Linked DNA regions of Homo sapiens: regions 1, 2, 3, 4 and 5 are each linked to region 6. Evidence: chromatin loops called from intact Hi-C (ENCODE). Cell type or tissue: A673. All regions are shown on one strand. Region 1 overlaps NDUFAF2 (NADH:ubiquinone oxidoreductase complex assembly factor 2). Region 2 overlaps NDUFAF2 (NADH:ubiquinone oxidoreductase complex assembly factor 2). Region 3 overlaps LINC03122 (long intergenic non-protein coding RNA 3122). Region 4 overlaps DEPDC1B (DEP domain containing 1B). Region 5 holds the start of SMIM15 (small integral membrane protein 15). Region 6 has its middle 200 kb from the start of LINC03123.

Evidence for each region. A loop is a pair of places that touch in the nucleus more often than their neighbours do. Peaks named below come from ENCODE experiments on the same cell type or tissue, not always from the same donor. Only the 100,000 strongest peaks of a DNase experiment are listed, where the experiment ranks them.
Region 1: a loop joins it to region 6, with 10 times the contacts of the local background. A loop is called at or near these places in 23 of 110 quality-filtered maps.
Region 2: it touches region 6 in a loop (10-fold over the local background); 35 of 110 quality-filtered maps call a loop at or near these places.
Region 3: a loop joins it to region 6, with 18 times the contacts of the local background. A loop is called at or near these places in 2 of 110 quality-filtered maps.
Region 4: it touches region 6 in a loop (4-fold over the local background); 34 of 110 quality-filtered maps call a loop at or near these places.
Region 5: it touches region 6 in a loop (5-fold over the local background); 11 of 110 quality-filtered maps call a loop at or near these places.

What each region holds. Positions count from the first base shown.
Region 1 is chr5:61,053,663-61,057,662 of GRCh38, reverse strand. The region is part of intron 1 of NDUFAF2 (NADH:ubiquinone oxidoreductase complex assembly factor 2); the gene reads right to left. Among named protein-coding and RNA genes, the nearest start is that of SMIM15-AS1, 110 kb to the left of the region's middle. In A673, a CTCF peak has its summit at 2,064; a DNase peak (open chromatin) is centred at 2,022.
Region 2 is chr5:60,954,659-60,958,658 of GRCh38, reverse strand. The region is part of intron 1 of NDUFAF2 (NADH:ubiquinone oxidoreductase complex assembly factor 2); the gene reads right to left. Among named protein-coding and RNA genes, the nearest start is that of NDUFAF2, 11 kb to the right of the region's middle. In A673, no CTCF peak of the experiment used is centred here; no DNase peak of the experiment used is centred here.
Region 3 is chr5:61,682,006-61,686,005 of GRCh38, reverse strand. The region is part of intron 1 of LINC03122 (long intergenic non-protein coding RNA 3122); the gene reads right to left. All of the region lies in intron 5 of LINC03152 (long intergenic non-protein coding RNA 3152), which reads left to right. Among named protein-coding and RNA genes, the nearest start is that of LINC03152, 14 kb to the left of the region's middle. In A673, no CTCF peak of the experiment used is centred here; DNase peaks (open chromatin) are centred at 1,905, 2,535 and 3,185; H3K27ac peaks cover 3,850 bases.
Region 4 is chr5:60,675,754-60,679,753 of GRCh38, reverse strand. The region is part of intron 2 of DEPDC1B (DEP domain containing 1B); the gene reads left to right. Among named protein-coding and RNA genes, the nearest start is that of DEPDC1B, 22 kb to the left of the region's middle. In A673, CTCF peaks have their summits at 1,654 and 1,854 (motif pointing left); a DNase peak (open chromatin) is centred at 1,813.
Region 5 is chr5:61,160,479-61,164,478 of GRCh38, reverse strand. SMIM15 (small integral membrane protein 15) reads left to right here and starts at 2,011. Exons shown (of 3, transcript NM_001048249.4): 1 at 2,011-2,262; 2 at 3,252-3,391. SMIM15-AS1 (SMIM15 antisense RNA 1) reads right to left here and starts at 2,163. Exons shown (of 4, transcript NR_109908.1): 1 at 1,953-2,163. RefSeq lists enhancers at 1,323-1,382, 1,423-1,522, 2,053-2,312, 2,383-2,462, 1,948-2,844 and a silencer at 1,763-1,872. In A673, no CTCF peak of the experiment used is centred here; a DNase peak (open chromatin) is centred at 1,968; H3K4me3 peaks cover 3,538 bases; H3K27ac peaks cover 2,010 bases.
Region 6 is chr5:61,931,893-61,935,892 of GRCh38, reverse strand. No RefSeq gene overlaps it. Among named protein-coding and RNA genes, the nearest start is that of LINC03123, 200 kb to the right of the region's middle. In A673, a CTCF peak has its summit at 1,675 (motif pointing right); a DNase peak (open chromatin) is centred at 1,692; H3K27ac peaks cover 892 bases.

The sequences.
Region 1 (4,000 bases), 880 kb after region 6:
TTCAAGCAGAGCCTCTCTGGTTAAGGGAGGGGTTCAGAGTACCACCCACCTTTTCTCCCCTCCCCTTACATGTAGTTACCTCCTCACACTCCTAGGATTCTAAAGAGTCCTGTGAAAATCATTGATTCAGACCAAGTACTGTACTTCTGAGATTCCCCAGTCCATCTGTGAATACATATATTCATTTACTAAACAAAATCAAGATCTTGCCAATGGGCAGAAAGACCACCATACATTTACTTCTTTCCCTATACTATTCTTCATTTAGTTAGTCAAGCAATCTTTCACAAACTACTGAGTAACTGGTTGTAAGACAATGTAGCATTTTCCCTACAATCCTGTTTTCCAAGAACATGTAAAGCCTACTTCAGCTGTGAATCTATGATTTAAAGCTAGAACTTGATTTAAGGCTTGCTTCCAGTGTTCAGAAAGGATGAGTTCAGTGAGAAGTCATTTTCTCATGTTGGAATAAGAAGTGCTTAGGAAAAGACAAAGAAGTCTGAACAACAAGAGGGAAAAACAACTCTCCAATTCACTTGTCATCAAGCAAGCAGGCCTTCACTGGAGAGGCATTTTTAATACTTTGACTCCCCAGAACTGCAGGCTGCTGTGAAGGGAAAGATTTAGGTAGTCTGAGGCCAATTACCAGCAGTAAAAGGAAAGACAGGATAGAAAATTCCATCAAAAGTTTTTATATAGCACCATATAAATATATATATATATATATATATATATATATATATTTTTTTTTTTTTTTTTTTTTTTTTTTTTTTGGAGACAGAGTGTCGTTCTGTTGCCCAGGCTGGAGTGCAATGGCGTGATCTCAGCTCACCGCAACCTCGGCCTCCTTGGTTCAAGCGATTCTCATGCCTCAGCCTCCTGAGTAGCTGGGGATTACAGGCACGCGCCACCATGCCCAGCTAATGTTTGTATTTTTAGTAGAGACGGGGTTTCACCATGTTGGCCAGGCTGGTTTTGAACTGCCAACCTCAGGTGATCCTCTTGCTTTGGCATCCCAAAGTGCTGGGATTACAGGTGTGGGCCACCGTGCCCAGCCATAGCATCATATGATTTTAGTCATTCGTTTAAACTCTTCCTATGACAAACTTTACCCTGGCTAATAACTAACAAAATTGGATGACATGAATTTTATCTTTGTTCTCTATTTTAGTTCGCTGTTAGAAAGATATGCTAATAAGCTGTGATTGCACCAAAAGGCAGGCTGTAGGAGCATGAAAAAGAAAAGTTGATTCCATTTTGCTTGTGAAGGCTGCAAAAAGACCATTAATCTTGCAATTTTTACCTACTTATTCATTATTTCTCAATGATGCTCAAAAAGATAAACACTACAGTCACTAATAGTAAGATATGCCACATGGTATTACTTTAAGATGGGGGTCTCCAAAAACAGAGTGCATATAAAAATGGAGCCTGCCTCTCTACTCAAGGATGTACTGATAGCCCATGCCTGGATATTTACCTACAAAAGAATAAAATAATTGGAGTTGAACAATTCTTTATTCTTAGTAGCAAATGACAAAGCTCAACATTTTTTCCCTATTTCTTGCTACTTTCTTATAAGCTTCCAGGTTCTGAAGATCATGTAATTTAGGCTAATTTAGCAACGTGTCAATAATATTATGTTAATTTGGCTTATTAATGTTATCTGACTCATTTAGATGAGCAGAATTATATTTATTGAGCATTATGTATATGATATTAATAGACACTTTATTTTTATTTTCTTAATTCTCACAACAATCTTCACTTTTATAATTGAGGAAACTAAAGCTCAAAGAAAATTGAATGGATAAGGAAAGGTGTGTCTTGAATTATGTTTAATTTTTACATGGAAATTTAAGAAAATGTACTAGCATAATCACCTCCTATACTACAAAAACAGTGTCCACATATAGTCAGGTTCATGCTGCCTCCCTTTTTTATTTCTGCCTCCTTTTCACAACCCATTTTACAACCACTTGGCATATACTTTCCACATCTTCCCCCTTTGCTTTGTGCTGCAGAACAACCTAACTATTCTGTGACAATAGCACCACTTATTGGCTGGCAAAGGTATTGGAAAAATCTGAAATCAGTATCTGCTTTCTTACCTTTAGAAAGATAATGCATAATTTGGGCTTTTTATTCTGCCTTTTTTATTTCAGCTCACTCACACCCACCTGAAAAAGTGTTTTTCTCATATACACATACAACTCCTTTTTTATCTTTCATATCTCCTTTCAAAAACCTGTAGAGTTACTTTACCACTTGATTTCACTGCTAATCAATGTTTGCTAATATGAAGCAATGAAGATGAATTGTGAATTAAAAGCAATTTGTGAATTATTCTGGAAACAGAACTACAATTTACAACACAATTTCTATTTTAAAATGTGTTGAATTTCAACAAGCTACATACATGGAATTTTTAGGATTCAACTGATTTGTAAGTTGGGAAACTTGCCATATTATTAAAACATATAAAAGTATAAAGTCTTCTGTAGTGGCATACATGGTAAATAAAGGAATAGAATGCTAAAACAAAGCAATACTATATATATTTTCCTCTTCTTAAGAGTTAATATACATCTCCTTGTCTTGTGAAATTTAAATCTTACACTACATATAATGAAACACTCAAATATTTGTTGATAACAATAAGGTCCATTCCTACTTTGCAGTGACCCCTTAAAGTTATACTAATGACACATGAGAGAACAGCTCTCATTATTTTAACTTTATCTCAGCGATGGAAACTAACAGGATTACATCTATAACTCTAACCACTCAATGAGCTCCAGTCATAAACTTTTGTTTAAAGCAATGCTCTCTACTTGTATGTCTTTATACTTCTGCTACACAGAGTTCTGTATCTTCCTGTAATACTGAGCTTAGCATCTAGTCCCTGAAATTGTCTGATCTTTATGAGTAAGGCCTATAAGTTCCTACCTGTGGGAATTTTGCATTGAAGCAGAGGAACATGTAAGATATCCCAAGTCAGTCTGTCAATATGAAGTCACTTTTGTTGCTGGTACCAATTAAGTAGCAAGGGGGTTTTGTTCCTTGGATTTTGCCCTGTATCTCAGTTCTAGAAATCGTTACTGAATGCTACTGAGATTTGGTCTAATGGTGACGTCAACTGCCCAGGTGTAGACCATTTTCCTCACTGTTAGCTACTCCTGTCTCACAAATCACCTGCCCAGGACTATTCTATTGGCTCCCTAGGACTTGGAAACCTATGGTCTGGCCTGCTTGATCAGTGTTTATGACACCCACCTCTCCCAGGCCTGAACTGCATTTCCTTTCAAATCTCTCAAATATTTTGATAGGACTATTACTTTACTCATTTCCTAATTCAAAAACTACAGTTGTTTTTACAATGTGAATATATTTAAAAATATTGAACTGTACACTTCAAACTGCTTAAGATGTTATATTTTTATTTTATTTTTGTTTTTTCTAGAGACATAGTCTCACTCTGTCACCCAGGAATGAGTACAGTGGTGTGATCATGACTCACTACAGCCTTGAACTCCTGGGCTCTAAAAATCCTCCCACCTCAGCCTCTGGAGTAGCTAGGACTACAGGCACATGCCAACGTGCCCAGCTAAGTTTTAAATTTTTTGTAGAGATGGGGTCTCGTGATGTTGCCCAGACTGGTCTTGATCCTGGCCTCAAGTGATCCTACCACCTCATATGTTTTATTTTTTACCAAAATTAAAATTTTTAATTGTTTTTTAAAGTTCAGTTGTTTTTTCTACTATTTCCCTCCCTGACAATGCAAACTTTCAACAAAATATATTTTATTTCAATATTTCCCTTTATATCCACACCAAGACCTTCATCCAGGTCCCTCTCATTTCATGTCTATATTAATTTTAAAAACCTAACCATATTGTATTCTGATGTCTATTCTTTATTGTTTCTTTAGGAAACTACTCCATTCCATATGATCCTACTTTGTCCATGGGGTTGTGTGGGACTATCACCCTTCTACTTA
Region 2 (4,000 bases), 980 kb after region 6:
AATTCACTGAATAGCTGCTTTTTCAGCATCTACTTTATATCCAGGCACATGCATATAAAGTACATTTAAGTATTCAGAAACATAACAATCACTTCATATTTAAAATGAGGATAATAATCCCTGGTTACATGGTTGTTATAAAAATGTTAAGTAATCAGAGTTAGCACCTAATAAATAATAGTTATCATTACTTTAAGTATCACTAAAAAGATTGGAAGATTATAAGTAGCTGAGAACAAAATGAATGAAAAAAATGTGTTTTCAATTTGTTACAAATTAAATATGAAAACTTCAGATTAAAATAGCCTATGATTCATGTTTACTTCCTTTATCTCCCAAAACCCAATTGAATTTATTAAAGAATATATGAGAGGAGATACAGCTATGCTAGAAAACAAAGGTACCATTAAAAGGTCAGACACTAAGGCCAAAAGTTCTGAAATACATAAAACAGATGTTTTGCTTAGAGCAGTAGTCAATAACTATCTGTCACATGAGAAAATTAACAAATGACACAGGATGAGATGAAAAGCAAACTTAGCAGTGCTGACTGGCCTGTGAATTAGCACAAGTGAACAGACTTGCTTAGAAAGAATCAATATAGTTTTCCAAAAATAGGTTCTGAGAAAACCCCAAAATTGGAGGAGCAAGGCTAAGAGCAAGTGGCAAATGTTAACAGTCAAGTCCAAAAAATTCAAAAATGCCACTAGTGCTACTACAGGGAGTCCTGGTTATCACTAATACAGGTTATACACAAAATACAGGTTTTTCAAAAAACAGCAAAAAGAAAACACCAAAAGAACAAACCCAAACAATAACACATGGTCAGTGTCCCAATGAGCCCCTTCCCTATTTCTCACAGGCAACTACAACTTTCACCTGATACTGACAGTCTTCAGATTCCCACTAGCAGGGGCTGAAAGTGAAGGAACTCTGTATTGAATACAGTTCTACCAAAGTAATTCTACCAGAGCACAATGAGGAGCTACTGGCCTGTAATATTCACTGGGGTCTGTCTGGGTGCAGACAGCTAATTTCAAGTAAATTGAGGGCTATGCTGCAAAAGACATCTAAGGAGGGTAATCAGGAATCAGAAGAACAGCTTTTAAAAAGATAAAGGGAGAATCTATAGAGACATAAACTGTTAAAAAAAAAAAAAGTAAACAGATCAGCCAATAAACAAGAACATTATAACATTATACGATAACCAAGAAAATGTGAATGGCTGGATATCTGATGATATTAAGGGATTTATTTCTATATATGATGATGGTGTTATTGTTACATTTAAAAACAGGAGTGCTTGTGTTTAAAAGATACATACTGAAATGTTTATAGGTAAATTGACAAGATGTTTGTTACCTGCTTCAAAATAAAATAGGAAAGATAACTGGGGGTTAGGAAGAAAATTATATTTAACCACAAGTATAACTGTAAAAAGTAAGCTTCAGGTATGTGGAGGTTTGCTTTCTCATTCTCTCTACTATATTTTAATTCAATAATTAAAAATAAATAAAACAGTGATTCTCAAGTTAGAACAAAAGGTAAAATCCAACTAATATTCTTAAAAAGGAAGCACAAAAGGTATAAAACACCCTTCAGTTATAAGCAAAATTCTATTTCTGATTAGCAAACCTCAATTTTAAATTATCAACTTTAAAATTGGTTAATACCTCTTTTGATCCGGTTTCTCAAAGTTTGGTTAATACCTCTTTTGATCTGGTTTCTCAAAAGTGTTTGAGAACTTCATATTCAAAAGGCAGTATTTTCTTTTTAACTAAAAAAAATAAAATATAAAATTCAGGAGATGATATTATAAATAATGTTTGGCACACTGATAATCCAAATATACGTGTGTCTAAATATACTCACACAGAAATACAGAAAGTATAGAAAATATAGTTTGGCAGTAAATGTTTTCATAAAAACCTCAGCACAAATTTTTCTTGGCTCACAACTTTTATAAACGTATAAGTAACACTTCAAAAAATTGAGATAACATATACAAATCAATGTGATATACCAAATCAACAAAATGAAGGACAAAAACTGTATGACCATCTCAATAGATGCAGGAAACGCATTTAACAAAATTCAGTCCTTTTTAAGATAAAAATTCTTAGTGTCAGGTATAGAAGGGATGCACCTCAACATAATGAAGGCCATATATGACAAATCCACAGTTAATATTATATTCAAGAGTGAAAAACAGACAGCTTTTCCTCTAAGGTTAGGAATGAGACAAGGATGCCTACTCTCACCACTCCTATTCAAAAACAGAAGTTCTAGCAAGAGCAACTAGGCAAGAAAAACAAATAAATGGCATCCAAATTAGAGCGGAAGAAGCCACAGATGATGACCTTACATATAGAAATCCCCAAAGATTCCACACACAAAAAAAGCTGTTCAGACTAATGAATGAATTCAGCAAAGTTGCAGGATACAAAGTCAACATAGAGGCCAGGCATGGTGGCTCATGCCTATAATCCCAACACTTTGGGAGGCCGAGGCAGGTGGATCACTTGAGCCCAGGAGTTTAAAACCAGCCTGGGCAACATGGTGAAATCTCATCTCTACAAAAAATACAAAAATTAGCTGGGCATGGTGGCACATATCTGTAGTCCCAGTACTTAGGAGGATCACTTAGGCCCCAGGGGCAGAGGTTGCAGTGAGCTGAGATCGCGCCAGTGCCCTCCAGCCTGAGTGACAGAGCGAGACTCTATCTCAAAAAAAAAAAAACAAAGTCAACATACAAAAATCTATTGCATGTCTAGGTACTATCAACAAATTATCTGAAAAGGAAATTAAGAAAACAACCTACTTACAATAACATCAATAAAGTAAAATATTTAGCAACAAACTAAGGAAGTGAAAGACTTATTCACTGAAAACTATAAAACATGGATGAAAGAAATGCTTTCAAGCAGACAGGAATAAATGCAATGACATCTGATATGTTCATGGACTGGAAGAATTAATATTGTTAAAGTGCTCATACTACCCAAAGCAATCTACAGATTCAACACAATCTCTAACAAAACTCCAATGACTTTTTTTTTCCAGAAATAGAAACAACAATCCTAAAATTCATATGGAATTACAAGAAGACACTGAGTAGCCAAAACAATTTTAAGCAGGAAGAACAAATCTGGACGCATCACACTGTCTGATTTCAAAATACGTTTAAAAGCTACAGTAATCAAAACAGTATGGTACCAGTATAAAACCAGACATATAAACTATTGGAACAGAAGACAGAACCTAGTAATAAACCCACACATGAGGACAAGTGAGTTTTGACAATTATGCCAAGAACACACAGTGAAGAAAAGATAATCTCTTCAAATAAATGGTATTGGGAAAACTAGATATCCACATGCAGAGGAATGAAATTGGACGCTTATCTCACACTGTATATAAAAATCAACTCAATATGAATTAAAGATTTCAATGTAAGTCCTTAAACTACAAAACTCTTAGAAGAAAACAGGGAAAAAGCTTCTTGACATTGGCTTTGGCAATGATTTCTTGGATATGACACCAAAAGCACAAAACAACAAAAGCAAAAATAGATAAGTCTGATTACGTCAAACCAAAATACTTCTGCAAAGCAAAGGATACAAAGGCAACCTATGGAATAGGACAAATATTTGCAAACCATATCTCATAAATGATTAAAAACCAAAATGTATCAGTGACTTCTATGACTTAATAGCAAAAAACCAAATAAATTGATTTTAAAATGGGCAAAGGAACTAACAGGCATTTCTCCAAAGAAAACATACAAAATAGCCAACAAGTATATGAAAAGGTTCTCAATATCACTAGCCAACAAGGAAATCAAGTTAAAACCACAATAAGCTATCACCTTATACTTGTTAGGATGGCTACTATTTAAAAAAAAAAAAAAGGACAGCAGAGCACGGTGGCTCATGCCTGTAATCCTAGCACTTTGGGAGGCTGAGGCGGGCAGATCACTTGAGGTCATGAGTTCCTTGAT
Region 3 (4,000 bases), 250 kb after region 6:
CTAGGAATATTCTGGTTCTTTGTTGGTGTGTGACAAACTACCTCAAAACTACGTGGATTAAAACAAAAATTTTATCGTTCTCACAATTTTTGTGTCGCAGTCATTCAGGAAAGGCTCAGCTGGGTGGCCTATCTCTGCTCTACATGGCACTAGGGTCCATTTCCAACATGGCTTCTTCACTCATACGTTTGGTGCTTGGAGTCTGTGGTCTCTTTCTCTCTCTCTCTCCCTATCTCCCCCTTCCTCACTCCCTATTATTTGCCCCTTGTCTAGGGCTTCTCACAATATGGCAACTTCAGGGTAGTAGGATTTCTTACAAGGCAGCAGAGGCTTCCAAGAGATTGTTCCCAGAGACACAGCCAGAAGTTGCAAGGTTTCTTGTGATTTAGCCTTAGAAGACCCAAACATCATGTCTACCACATTCGAATGTTTAAGCAGGTCTTGAAGGCCAGCCTATGTTCAAGGGAATGGGAATTAGACTGTATCTCTCAATGGGAAAAATAGACAAAAGAAAAAGTGTTGCCAACTTTTATCTACCAGAGGGAACAATTAATAAAGCAGATGGTTTAAGTGAGTGGTCAGAGCCACAGCAGGACAATCATCAGAGCGAGAGGTGGAGGATGAGTGCCAAGGACCTTGAAGGTGAAGTTGAGAGATTTGAACACTTAAAGAATAATACCTTCTTCTCCCAGCATAGTCTCTCTTGTGAAACTGCACTCAGCTGAATGGAAGAGAACACATGATCTCCTAGAGTTTCCAGACACTCAACTAGGGCGATGAAGGAGACTGAAATTCCCCATCTGAATCTCTCTAACAGGAGACTTTCTAGACAAAGCATATTTGGTTGTGAAGAATAGAAACTCATTCCAGCCAGTTTAAGAAAAGCAGGGACCAATTCAAAAGCACTGCAGGCAAGCGTAAGAGCATTCCAGGACAAGAGCTAGGGGATCTGGGCCACAGGAATTCTGACAAGTCTGATACTGCAAAACCCAGAGCCAGGGTTACTCTTCTGTTCCTGACAGGAGCCTGAAGTCTCTCATCTCTTTGCCAGCTTTGATCTCTTTCTTGACTTCATGGACAAGCTTTCTCCATTGACTGACTCATCAGAGTACACATGGCCAAAAATGGCTGACCCAGGCCTGGGTGATCTTTGATTCCTCCAGGACCAATATGCCTTTGATTCCAAGCACCCAACAGTATCTGACTCCAGGTTGTGTATCTCTTGACTTGAATTCTGGAGATGAGGCATCTAGTTGGATTAGACCAGTCCATGGATTGGTTCCCCTTGAGAGAAATGTCCACTTTTGGTTCAATCAACAATGGCTGTAGAGCAGGCTTAGGTGTTTAAAGACAAGTAATATGAAAGCATCATTGCCTAGCTCCCCTCTCCATATCAGTGAGAGGGCATAGGTAGGAAGCAATTTGAGAGAAAAGGTGTAGGATAGCTAAATGACAAGAAAGAAGGACCAGGTGGAAAACATGCGTGGGGCTGGGGCTAGGATAAAGACAGAGCAGGCTGGTCTCCAAGCCATTCTTCATTCAAATTCCAAACCCCTTCCCTGATGGAGTCAGACCAATTCCCTGTTGAACTTGTCCTGGCAGCCTTGATGTATGAAGCAGTAAAGTAATAGACAGTAATGGATGGTATCAAAGAAGGTGCCTTCTTATCTGGCTCTCACAGAGGATTTTACAGTGGTATTGGGGGGTATTGGCCCTCTCTTTCTGCATTATTCTCCAGCATACATATCTATGCTCAGGTCATAAGGGAAAGACTGATAGTGTAAGTGCTTTAATAATTTTAATGAAAATTATTAGGTTTTACTTAACATGATTTACTTATAGGCCACCTGCCTGCACATAGCTCCCATGTAGAGATGGCAGAGATCCCTGCAGCAGGGATAACCCCAGGATTAGGAACGGAGGGAGGGAGGGAGGGACGGAGGAAGGAAGGGAGGAAGGAAGGAAGGAAGGAAGGAAGGAAGGAAGGAAGGAAGGAAGGAAGGAAGGAAGGAAGGAAGGAAGGAAAAAATAACATGCACCAGGTAAAGAGGCTGGAAAGCAGGGTACTTCTGGACAGAAAATAATTAGGGTTTTTTTTTTAAGAATCTTATAAAATAAGTATTGCTTAACATAAGAAGTGTAGGAAAAGGAAGAAAATTAAATGAGGGATTTAGATCCATGGAGTGCAAGTGAGCTACAAATTTGGTGAAAGTTTCATTTGTTTTGAAATTTTAAAGAGAATAATTTGTAAAATTTAGAAATAAACATCGATTTGGCATCTTTGAAAAAGAAATTAAGTTTTAAAAAATGAGTAAGAAAACAAATCCAGTTGGAGAAAAGTAGTAATGGCACTGCATACTGTCATAGAAGAATGCAAATCAGTATTTTCCTTTCCCCTAATTAGCAGACATAAATCAGGATAAATTTTAAATTGATGAGAGCTCTTTCAACACAGGAGAAAGACATTGACCTTCTTGTCGTAAAGGTAAGTACGAAGTACATTAAAATCACCATTTTTTCAGTAATCAAGTTTACCTCTATGATAACTTTGGACTATGACACCCCTTCAGAAATGCTGTCTGCTCAAAATTCTCCAAACACAACACTGAATGGAATTCTGCTGTGGTAGAAGAATCATGACCGGGCAGTCAAAATCAATTTGTTCCTGTGATTGACATCAGGGCCTGTGTGTCAGCCAAGCTCTCTCATACCATCTGTGCTCTGATTATGATCAATAGGTTTTTGTGATATGCCCGGGAAATGTGCTGTTTGATTACTTTTACATGGGAGAAAAGACAAAAACGTCTCAACCTGGAGTCTACTGATGTGGATGTAGAAGCTGGTTGATGAATTATTAGAATATAGAGTTTGCACTGATAAACTTTTGAACTTTCATTGAACTTGTAGATTAAGAATAGGCAGTTTTTCCAAGAGGAAAATTCACCAGACAACCAACAATTTTTCTTTCACATATTTAAGCAAGATGTTCGATCTGGTAAGGAAATAATAGTAATTTATGTCTTTGATAATTGAGAAGGATTATAGTTCTACACACAGAAAAAGCAACCATCACCCGAGCTCTGTGAGTCACAAAGCCATTAAAGAAGAAGCTTCCAGCTTAAAAGCAGATGAAATCTCCAGATTTGGAGGGTGATGTTCTTCAAGAGAGACTTAAGAGAGGGGAAAGAAATCCCCATGTACTTGTAAAATTAGGGCCCCCTCTCTGCCTCCCTTCTGAACAAGTAAAATGACACTTCAAAGGTTCAGCTTGATAACCCACACTAAAAGAAAAGCATGCATACACAAAACCATTTCCCTTAGTGCACATAGCTCCCCTGCATATACCACCAGGCCCACACAAGCACAGACCCACACTGACCTTCAGTGGGAGGCAACCCTCCAAATAGTAGCAATGAAGCTGCCTCCTTCAACCTGCAGAGACCCATAATTCTCAAAACGTCATTTGTCTGGTAATCTGTAGGAACAGCCTGGAGCAGATTAAAGGTTAAGAAGGAAGATTGCTGACCAGCTGGAAACATGTGTTTGGTACATCCAACTAACTATAAGAAATTATTTTCCTGATAAAATAGCATCAGCTGAGATCAGGTTTCTGAGAGATGGGTATTATTAATTTTGCTGCTATGACATCGAACAGCTTGCATTAAAAATACACGCTAGATTGTGGCTCTTTGGCTTGATTGGTACAATGCACCAGAGATTTCAAAAAAACGCTGACCACTCCACAGTTCAGTTGGCCTTATTAATGATAAATCCTATCACCTCCCTTTACTTTAATGCTTTGCTTCCCTAGAATTCAATTTGAATCAATCCTATGATTATTTCTAAGCATGCACCTTGCTAGTGCTCAAAAAATGAGAGGACACAATCTTATTACTATTTGTTAGTAGCTGGGGTTTATAGCATCACAGGTGTTATAATGTAAGCCTGGGAAACAGTCAACAAGAATGAGGACCACAGTCTCAAAGAGAAGGCCAGGGAT
Region 4 (4,000 bases), 1.3 Mb after region 6:
TCTCTGGCATGGAGCCTATACATGGCTCCTGACTTGCTCTCATCACTGGTGCTAGCTCTGGTGGGTGGTTGAACTGGGAAGGTTTTCATGGCTTACAGGTAGAAATTCACAGCTCAGATGGTGGGGATTGAGATCTAACATGTAGGGACCATTTTCTTTTTATTTCCTGCCTGTCTCATTCCTTTTTTTCTTTCCTTCTCTTTTTTCTTTTTTGTTTCTACCTCTGTGTGTGTCATTCTCATGTTTCAACTTCTCTTTTTCTTCCTCTTTCTTTCTATTCCTTTTCTCTCATACTTTCTTGCTTTTCTGGCCTATTTTCAAAATACTGATTTTAATTTGAAACTAAAGTTTGTTATGTAGCTATCGCCAGATTTATTGAATAATGTTACTTTCACAGTTCTTAATGTAAAAAGCAGAGGAATCATACTACCCAGTTTTATGGCTTAGTATAGAAAGCCATAGAAGTTAATACTATGGTGTTGGTGAAGTGAAAGACATATAGATCAGTGGTACAGAATAGAGAGTCCAGAAACAGATACATATAAATATGCCAATAGATTTTTTTACAAAGATGTAAATTCTATTTAATGGGAAAAGATGAGTATTTTCAGCAAATTATGTTGGAATAATTGGGCATCCATCCATGCATGTGCCAAAATAAAAAAAGAACCTCAACATAAACCTTATACTTCATACAAATATTAGTTCAAAGTGGATCATAGATTTAAATATAAAACTACAGAACTTTTAGAAAAACAGGAGAAAAATCTTTGTTTTGGTATTAGGCAAAGAGTTTTTAGACATGACACTAAAAGCACCAAACATAAAGGAAAAATATGATAAACTGGATTTCATCAAAATGAACAATTTTTGCTCTGTGAAAGACATTGGATGAGAGGATGAGAGGACAAGCTACAGATGGGGAAAATATTTGCAAACCACATATGTGACAGTGGAGTGCTATCAAGAATATGTAAAGAGCTCATCAACTCAACAGTAAGTAAACAAGCAATCCAATTGAAAAATGAGCAAAAGACTTGAAAAGACATATCACCAAAAGTATGCAGTTAGCAGATGGGCATTTGAAAAGATGTTTGATGTAGTATACATTAGGGTGATGCAAATTAAAGCCCTAGGGAGATACAACTATGTATCTATTAGTATGTTTAAAATAAAAATACTAATGATATCTAGTGCTAGTGAGGATGCAGTCACTGGAAATCTTATACATTGCTGTTGGACACCTAGATTGTTAGTCACTTTGGAAAAGTTAGTTTCTTTTAAAGTTAATAAGTACATTGACTATATGATTCAGCATTCCTACTCCTGGGTATTTATCCTAGAGAGACAAAAACAATGTTTACACAAAAACTCGTTAAGTGAATATTTATAGATTGCCAGTAACTGGAAATAACCTAAACATTCTTCCATGGGTGAATGGATAACTATTGTACATCCATACAATGTAGCACCGCTGGGTGGCAGAAGGGTGCGACTGTAAAGGGAGAGCAGGAAGGAGCGTTTTCGGGAGTAATGGAATAGTTCTGTTTCTTGATTTTGGTGGTAGATACACAAGTGTATACATGTGTTAAACTTGATAGGGCTATACACCAAAAAAAAAAATTTTATTTTACCATATGCTAATAACTTTCTTAAGCTAGAGATTTGCAAAACCTGTATTTGTACCTCCAGTGAAAGAAACTCAAATTTAAGTTGTTTGAGGGAGGTGGCCCTTAAGTCATTTTCTGTGGCCCTGGGAAAAATTCTTTCATCACTACCCAATAGGTCTTTTGGACCCGTTTTAGATACCTCACCTTTAAATTAATGGACTACTTCCTCCCTCTAGTGGACATCTTTTGTTTTTCTAGGAAAGCACAAAACTTGTTAGTGTGATTTTATTTTTCTTTTGTTTTTACTCATTTCATCGTCATGGGTTGTTGTCCTGTGATTAGTTGGATAAGTTCTTAGCCTTACTGGGCATTGGTTTTCTCAAATATAAACTGACAGGGCAACAAAGTGATACCCTGTCTTTACAAAAAGTTAAAAGTTTAGTTAGGTGAAGTGGTGGCATGTACCATAGACCAAGCTACTCCAGAGGCTGAGTGGGGCAGATAGCTTGAGTCCCAGAGTTCAAGGGTGCAGTGAGCCATGATCATGCCACTGTACTTCAGCCTGGGTGACAGAGAGAGACCTTGTCTCATAAAAAAAAGAAAAAATAAAAAAGAAAAAAATGACAGGGAGGACTAGATCTTTAAGATCCTTTTTAGTTCTAAACTTTTATGTTTCCAGGTATGGAGTACCTATCACATGTTTTCCAATCCGTGGCAGTGAAGGATCTAAAAAGGAAATATAATGTGATTCTTTATCTGCCTGACTTTATAATCTCTTTTGAGAGAGAGAGAGAGAGAGAGAGAGAGAGAGAGAGAGTGTGTGTGTGTGTGTGTGTGTGTGTGTGTGTCTGTATGAAAAAGATTCTGCTACTTAGCAGAATCAAGACAGTATTTAATTAATTACCTAAAATAACCCATAACAAATAATCAGTTACACTGGCAGTCATTGGGTTGACATATCTATTTTGTTTGACCAGTATTGTGGTTTAGTCATCAAGTTTTTTCTATCTCCTTTTTATTTTTAAATTTTGTATATTTTGTGAAGATAATACATTTATGTGGTTCGAAATTTACAAAGTGCAAAAGGGCATATGCAATGAAAAGCCTTCCTCACATATCCCTCCCCCAGCCACTCAGTTCTCTTTCTCATAGACACTTAACATTATTAACTTCTAGCACAGTGTCTTAATACATTATGAACCGGAAAGTCTTTAGATGGGGCAAACTCACTCCAGTGGCCACATTCCCCACCATTTCCCTATAATATTATACCAGACTGTATCATGATTATGTTATCTGCCTGGCCATTGTAGGAATTGTGTCTGTGATCCAGTTGGTGTGGACTGGAGTGTTTGGAACCTTATGGAACGGGAGGGGGATGGGGAGGAGAAGGAGAAGGGGAAGGAGACGGAGGAGGAGCAGGACTTCAGCCTGGGTCGGCTAAACAGTGCAGGATCTGGATAAAAAGAAGGGATGGGAAGGAAAAGGAAAGATGGCAAGATCAAGGCTGTCAGTCAAAAACACACAAATAAGCTTCCTGGGAGAAAAGGGAGGAGGATGACCCGGCTGGAACAGAAATCTTAGGTCAGGAAATCATGAGGGATACATTTGGTGGAATTTCTTACATTTCTGACTATGGAGTAGGGTTTTATTTCAAAAGGAGAAGTTATTAAAGCGAGGCATAGTGCCATGCGCCTGTAGTCTTAGCTACTTAGGAGGCTGAAGCCAGAGGATTCCTTAAGCTCAGGATTTTTTTTTTTCATTATTATACTTTAAGTTCTAGAGTACATGTGTACAACGTGCAGGTTTGTTACATATGTATACATGTGCCGTGTTGGTGTGCTACAGGATTTTTAAGGCCAGCCTGGGGAACATAGTGAGACCCTGTCTCTTAAAGAAGAAAAAAAAAAAAAAGGCCGGGCACAGTGGCTGACGCCTGTAGTCGCAGCACTTTGGGTGGCTGAGGTGGGCAGATCACGAGGTCAGGAGATCGAGACCATCCTGGCTAACACAGTGAAATCCCGTCTTTACTAAAAATACAAAAAAATTGTAGCTGGGCGTGGTGGCAGGTGCCTGTAGTCCCAGCTACTCGGGAGGCTGAGGCAGGAGAATGGCATGAACCCAGGAAGCAGAGCTTGCAGTGAGCCGAGATTGTGCCAGTGCATTCCAGGCCTGGGCAACAGAGCAAGACTCCCTCTCAAAACAAAAAACAAAAAAACAAAAAACAAAAAAAAAAAAAAGAAAAAAGAAACAGAGAAGGCAGCTACTGTTAGTGTTTTGAGCAGTGATGGAGTCTTTGTTCTAGAACAGAGTTAATTGAATAATAGGGACAGAATAGATTGTAAGGCAGAGAAGCTGGTGAGGCGTTTAAGGTAACTGGTGAAAGCGAT
Region 5 (4,000 bases), 770 kb after region 6:
CCTTTAGTTAAGGCAATGCAGACTGCAGTAAGGAGCTCCACTGTGGCAACCCCTATGCTGTTCCTGGTCTTGCAGACTGTCCTGTAACTTGAAGCTAGATGAGCAAACTTAGATTGTAAAGGCATGGTCTAGATCAGCAGTCTCCAACCTTAATGGCATCCAGGACTGGTTTCGTGGAAAACAATTTTTCCATGGACGGGGATGGGGGATGCTTTCAGGATGAAGCTGTTCCACCTCAGATCATCAGGCATTAGATTATCATAAGGAGCGCACAACCTAGATCCCTCGCACATGCAGTTCACATTACGGTTCGCACCATGAGAATCTAATGATGCTGCTGATCTGACAGGAGGCGGAACTTAGACGGAAATGCTCACTCACCCATCGCTCACCTCCTGCTGTGCGGCCCCGTTCCTAACAGGCTGCAAACCAGGTACCAGTCCGTCGTTGGGGACCCCTGGTCTAGATTACAGCTAAAGAACTACAAAGGCTTTCTCTTTATATGCCCTTCCTTCCTGCCCAAGACTTCTGGGCTTTTAACTAGGGATGCAGCACTGCAAGTATCCGGAGGCAGTAACTGGGAAAACCACCTATCATGATTAAAATAAAACACGCATTGGCCTCTGGAACGAAGGATGTTAAAATAATACATTCTGCCCACATCTTGGATTCAAGACTTGGGGAAGTTTTAGAAAAATCAGTTATCTCAAGTAAGTATTCAGTGCACACAATCCAGTGACTGAGTCTACTTTTTCTGGCTACTAAGGTACAGGCTAGGCCTAAGCAGCATAGGCTTTGAAACTATCATCCAGGTTTTCAAATAAAAAGGAGTAAGAAAACAACTGCTGGTAATACAACATTACAAACATTAACATATGCCCAACGAACAGTATCGTAGATCGTTAGATTATCTGCCAAAAGCCTGTTCCCTGGTAAATAACAGTTATTGTTGTTTTACCTAAACTAGTTAAACATGTCGCAGCTTGCTCCTGAAAGAGAACATTCTATAGTCTTTGGAGAATCAGTGAAGAGGTCTTGCAACATTTGTCAGAGGTAGTCAAACAGTGCAAGCAATCACAAAATTTGGTCACCAACCAAACCAGATTAGCTAATCTTTCAGTTCCTGTAGATTAGAAGACAATATTAACTCACCCTTTCTGCATGTTGACTTTTGCATCCCTTTATTTGTGTATTGAAAGAACAAGCACCTCTATGGGAACTCTATGCCCTGACAGTTTAATTACTTATCAAGTTTACTCTGGGCCGGTATTGATCATTCTTTCGTGAAACGAATTAGATACTTAAATTAAAAACAAACAACAAAACCCCCCTTTTCACATAGCATGGCGGCATGTCCCTTGGTAACAAGGTTGAGTGGATCCACCAAGGCCCAGTAGCTTGCCTCCTTTTCGTAAGGATGTAACTATTGTCCAACCAGAAGAGAGAGGCATGGAGTGGGATGTGCACCAGGATGAACTCGCCGGAATCGTCAAGAGTCGTTGTGTGACCCTCACCTTGACTTCGGGCGTTTTGTGGGGACCCAACTGCTTTCTTGCCGCTGCTCTTTGGTCTGAGTTTCCCTCAGCCAAACACTTCACCCACCCATGACCCTCCAACTGTCCCGCTACAGCAGGGGATGGGGGTTGTCTTCCGATCGACCTCGGGGGGCAAAGGCAAAAGTCCCTAGCTGCTTCGGAACCGCTCCTCGAGTCCTGAAGCCGCTCCACGCCTCCTCGCCCACCACTTGGTCCCCGCAGGACGTGGCAGTCTCGGGCTCCAGCCTGGAAAGGAGCCCGCCCGGGTGCCGTCACCCGCCCCGCGCGGCCTCACCTGCCGCTCCCCGGAAATCTCAGCGCTGCCCTGCCCCCGCCCCCACCCTCCCGCGTCCTCCAACTCGAGGTCCCAAGACCCACACAGCAATGGCGCAGCCGGAAACTGGGCCCTAGACTTACTCACGCCCGGCTGGCGGCTCGGGTCGCCTGTGGGCGGGACGCAAAGGCCGCGACTTCCGCCTTCCTGCTTCCGGTCTGGCGGTGAGTGGGGAGTGGGATCCGATCCCGTGGGGCTATGTAGGGGAAGTTGGTGGCTGCAGCTGCCGTGGTTTTCTCCTGGTGTCCAGCAGAAACGGCGGCGGCGCAAGGTGTGGCTGGGCCAACCCAGGATCTCCCAGGACCCTCCGCTCTGCGCGACAAGGGGCCCGCGCTTGCCAAGGCCGACGGGCAGGAGTGAACGTGGCCTCCGTGGGTCTGCAGCCCCGATAGGGTAAGGAGGGAAGAGTGAGCAAGGGAGAAACGTAAGGAATAAGGGAAAGACAAAGGAGGAAGTGCGGACGGCCGTCAAGTGCTACCCGTTGCAGCCGCAGGGGCCACGCGGGTCTGGTTGGGAGATCGAGCCTGGTCGATCCGTTTTGGGCGGAAGAGTAGGATTTATTCCTGAAAGTGTGGAGGCGCGAGCGTTTGGGTCCGAAGTTGAGTTGCAGGGAGATGTGTGGCCTGTGGACCATGGCTCTTTTACTGCAAAGTTCTTTTGCTTATTTCTGAAACTTACATTGTTTATTCGCTACTGGGCTGGAGAAGGTGAAGGCAGATCGATCTCAGTAGTACCTAATTCTAACTGTATGGGTGAGGTCGTATGAAGTCCAGGAGCTAAGATATTTAACGTATTAGGCACTTTCATGTGTGTTCAGTTGAAAATCGTGGGGAAGATATAATTAAAACTAGTCACAGTTTTCTTGGGGTAATGGGACTGTGGGTGAATTACTATAATTTGTTTGGTTATGTCTTCTAATTTTTTAAGTAAAGGACACAAATTGTATGATGGACCCAAAAAAACCTTTATAAAGAGTAAGATGAGCTGTTTGATTTTGTAGTGGTGTACCTAATCCAGTAAATAAATGAGTGGCAACATTTTTAGTATAAAAATTGAAAATCTAGGAACGGATACGCTGTGTAAGTCAGTCAGTGAGCCAACTTGTCTCCCGTATGTCAATGAACTAAAAAAATTTTATTATTGAAATAAGTAACTTAGTAAAATACTTGATTTCCAGTAATTAGGATTTTCTTACAGGGCATTTGCAATTGTAAATTCAAATGAGGAAGAAACGTATTAAGTTACTATACCGGATAGGCAATTTTAGATGTCATATAGGTTGCATATATACAATATAGAAATTTTCCATTTAAAATTTTATTACAATTATCCTGAAATTGTGACTTAAATTTTGTTTTATTTTTTGTATTCTTTCCAACTAGCCAATTGTACAGAATTTAAACCGTCTCTCAGATGTGTACAGTAGAACTCAAGAAGACAGACTACCAAGGGTCATCTGAAGTCGTGATTGGGTCACTAATAACACCAGGACAAAGTTAAGGGATCACTACTCAAGCATAAGGTAGATGATTTTTTTAAAAAAATTCCAGTTGAAATTGTAAGTGGATGTATATACACTCATTCCCTACCCAGGTATTCTAATTCTCCACTTTGAATAGCGGTTGACACAAACATGAAAGGGAGAAAAGCCTCTGGGGCAAAATAGAAAACGTCACTCAAGTCACATAATCCTCATTTGCCAGTTGCCTTTTCCTTACACTCAAAAAGGAACAAAACACATGGCATCTGTTAAGGCTACTTTCTCATTTATTAAATTAGGCTTATTCCAACAGAGGTCCTCAAAGCTGAAAGGGCATAAAATAGCACAGTACTTTTTGCTTCTTTGGCATATTAATGCGATGTCATGACTCCCTTACCCTCTCCTTCCCATTCGGGGAAATAGTCATCTCTCCTTCTCTGCGAGCATTTCACATGCTCTGTTGCTTGTCCTTTTCAAACACCAAATTTGCTGATTTGTATTTTTGTTAATTAGTAATACTAAGGATATGTCAAAAAATGACAAACTGTATTCAGCTGTTTCCTGGAATGACCACAGAAAACTCAAGATTTTTATAAAAGCCTCCTCCTAAATAAAGTTTGTCTTGAATATAGGAGGCATGTGAGAATGCAT
Region 6 (4,000 bases):
TGGAATAATCCAGAAAAACCACAATTTCTCCATTACAAGGCTTCAAAGTCCAAAAGAGTCAGCCCTACTGTTAGTGACACCAGAACTGGGCAACTCAGAATCTCTGTTACCAGAGCACAAATGGGTGTGTCATTCCACATATCACTGAAGATTCCACATCCTCTCCCGGAATGCAGCAGGAGGGGACACAAATGTAGTTACACTATTCTCTTAATCTTTTCACCAAACTCTTAGATTATATTTGTTGAAGACATCAAGTTTGGAGATATTTCCTTAATGTAAAAAATGTGAAAGTAACTGACTCTTTTTCTATTATGTCCTCTTACTGTAGGCCAAAGATTTGTATTCATTTAGAAAAGGAAGACTGGAAAATGGGCCTCAATTTTCATGTCTGTAAAATGGGGATATTAACCTAGTTAATAGTCTTCATGTTTCCTTCAATTCTGATTATTTCAAATAGTGTATTAAAATAAAATAAAATTAAATAGCAAATGGAAAATGGCAGCTATAGCCCCAGTGGGTATGGTCTACCCAGGTCTGTCAAGATTAGAACCACATGGATTTAAATTATTTGGGAAGGAAACAGGCTGCTGATCGGAGCAGTGGATTTGCTTGATGGAACCTTTAAAAAAAAGGTGAAAAAGTGACAAACCAAAATGTCTAAATCTAGTCTGACAGGTTCAGATAATTTAAAGCTAAACCATGTTACAGGTCACTGTCCAGCTGTGCTGGGAAAGCCAATGGGAAAAGAATCAACCTATTTGTAGCGATCTGTAATTTCTGTTCAGATTCTTGTTTCCTTTCCAGAATGTTCCCCCAGTGAGAGCTCTGACCCCTTTAGAAACAACCTGGTGAGTGAGTGAAGCAGTTCTCAGTTCTTTTGATTGGTCCAGCTCCGTGTTTTGTTACAAGCATTGCACAGCTACTATCTGAAAAGGAATCTACCTCTTTATGGGAACATACAGCTGCTGCTGTTACCATACGATCCATTTTCCTTTAAAAAACCCTGTTTGCTCTACAGTTTATAGAAACTGACATTTGAAGAGATAGTGTCAGCTTGACCCTTCAGTTGTCTGAAAAGAGGAGAATCAAACCTGTCTTCTCTGTTTTTTCTTTCTCCCTCTTTTATTTCCTAACTTCCTTCCTCTTTACTTACTTTTCATCAACTTATATGGCCCAGCAGTCCTGGAATTCTTGGTAAAGAGAAATTCAGTCCCTTAAAAAAAGCATTGTAAAGGAGAAATTGGACGAGTAGAGAATTTTAAAATTGTTTACCAAGTGGAAGTAAAATGAAGTTGATTGCTATACTCTGGCTGGCCCAGTCCCCATAAGGTGACAAAGCCTAGAGACTAAACACAAAGATCTGGGATGTTTAGACATGTTTAGTAAGTTGTTCTTGGCATTGATTCAATGCAAGAAGGTACATGGATGTTTGCTAGTTGGAGAATCTCTAAAACTTGCGCTGTCACCAAGACACCATAGGCAAGACATCCAAGCTTTGACACCAACTCTCCTCCAACCCAGCTCATTTCAAATGCATGCATTGCACCTTACCAAGTCCCAAAGGCTCTGGGTACCAAATAAACCAATGCCATAACAAGGATGGTCAGCTTGGAACCAAACCCTGGGAGACAAGTGGAGCCCTGCACACTTGTGACCGATATAATGAGCCACTGGATGGCACTGTGGGTCCATGCAAATGTGTATGGAAGGCCATTTATCTTTCTTCTAAAAAGGCCGTTTAGCCTTGACAGGTAATTTGGCACATTTTGTGTTGAAATGTGCCAAATGATTTGGCAAATATTTCACTTACCTCTGAAAATAGGCACACCTGCTGTTCTGGCCTTCAGGGAGATGGAGGAGGGTGGCTTTTCCCCCCAACTCCCTTGTTGCTTCTAATTTCAGAAGTGAAAACAAGATTTGGTCAAAGATACATAGGCCAACTCCATTTTAAATGTAGTATTGTGTTTTAAAGAAACAGAAAAATTTGTCAGGGTTGGTTTCTTATGAAACCAATCTCTTCAGTCTAAAGGGAACATCTTTTCATCTCATCAATGCTATTTGCCCAGCCGGTGGCTGGCTTATCTGGCTCATGACCAGATGGAATGGGATTTGGTTGGAGAGCTATGTCCTCTACTGATCCTCCAACCATGAACATCTAGGAAAATTTGTTTCCAAACTTTTCTGTTCTAAAGAATTATCTGCCCAATATGTAGTATGTTTAGTAACAAGAAAGCAAAGCAATGTGAGAATGTCTCATACCAAACATCTGAGCTGCCTTTTGGCCATCTTGAAACCACTGCTTTGCCATACATGGTGGTGACAATTGTACACAGGCATTCCCATTCCTATGGTAGAACCTAGAGGACAGGCTGAGGCATCCCTAAGACAGCCTGCATGTCAGGCCAAGTTCCTGGTGTACTAGCTTTAACTGTACCTCCCGTATTATTTTCTACTCCGAAAAGCATACTGGAATGAAAATGAATAAAAATGGTGTTATTATTGATATAACTTTGAATCTAATCTAATTTTTTTAATGATGAAACATTTGCAAATCTAATTACTGTAGCTAACATGACTAAACAATGACTTGGGACCACTTCCCAAGTGGCCAAAGCACATATTGAGAACAGGGTGGGAATAGGCGGGTTAGAAAGGAGAGATTCAGAATTCTTCTTAAGTACTGTCTTGTCACTTACTGACTAGTAAAAGGCATATCTCACTGTGTCAAATCCACTCCTCTTTTGAAATATATCAAGGGAGAATGGTATTATGGCATGATTCTTGATTTGAATTCTGAGATTTGGCTTCTAGTTCCAGGTCTACCAATATGAGTTATGTGACATTAGGTGAGTCATTAATCCTTCAGCCTGTTTTCCTACCTAAGCCCAAGGAAGGCAATTCAGATGATCTCCTATGGCTACAAAATATTGAAATGTTCTTTAGTTTAGGCAGCCTCAACAAATGTAATATAATCCTAGTATATGCTAAGGTGATATATAGCAATAGCAAAATAGGTATATTTGTTCAAATAAAATCTAAACTACTTAACAGTTTTCCTGAACACAATAACTACCAGTGTAATAAGGAAAAGAAACTCTTGTGGTACTAAGATATTTTATGAAAAATAATGAATATATGTCTAATGATGTGTATTTGCATTTTGTACTTAGCTTAAGAGTTTCAGGGAAGATAGTTCACAAATGTTGTTTTGTTCTGTAGATGACTTTTTTTTTTTCTTTTGCCTGTTCTTCTGTATCATGGAACTATAGTTTCCTTCCAGGTGAAGATCATCATGGAGGCTGAAGGAGACCTTGATAAGAGGGGTTTCTGTGGATTGTTGGGCAAAAGCCAAACTGGAGCAGGATGGCAAGAATGGACAATGAGGAAGGGTTGGCAGCAAGTATTGACCACTGTTATGAGGCATTGGTTATAAAAGGGGCAAAGAAAAAGGTTACAGCTGGTATGTGGAATCTAGGGGAGGATTTTTTTTTTTTTTTAACAAAAGAGGACATTCTCAGACTCACCACACACAGGAGGAAACTGTGGAAACACTTATTCAGAAACATACCTGAAGTTCTGACCAAAAGAGAGATGTGATTGTAAATCCTGACTCAATGGCTTTTTTTCCTGCAAAGTTAGCAAGCCTTCATTTAGTAGAGCATTTCAGAGCTGGCAGATAGTACCATTCAGTCCTCTCATTAAACTGAGGAATCTGAGGCTCAGATAAATGAGATCTGAGATTTGTTCTCAGAGCAGTATTGGGTAAGGATTAAGAAAATGGCTTTGGGGCCAGAAATACCTTGGATTGAGTACCAACTCTTCTACCACTTGTTGGCTATGTGACCTCAGTCTTCTCATCAGTTGAGTGCGGGGATTGTACAGTATTTCACAGATAAGCCTCCTGGGGGGACATTTTCTTATAGGGTTTGTTGTAAAAATAAACTGAGATAAGACAAGTGAAATGCTTAGTGCAATACTGAGTATGTGGCCACAGCAA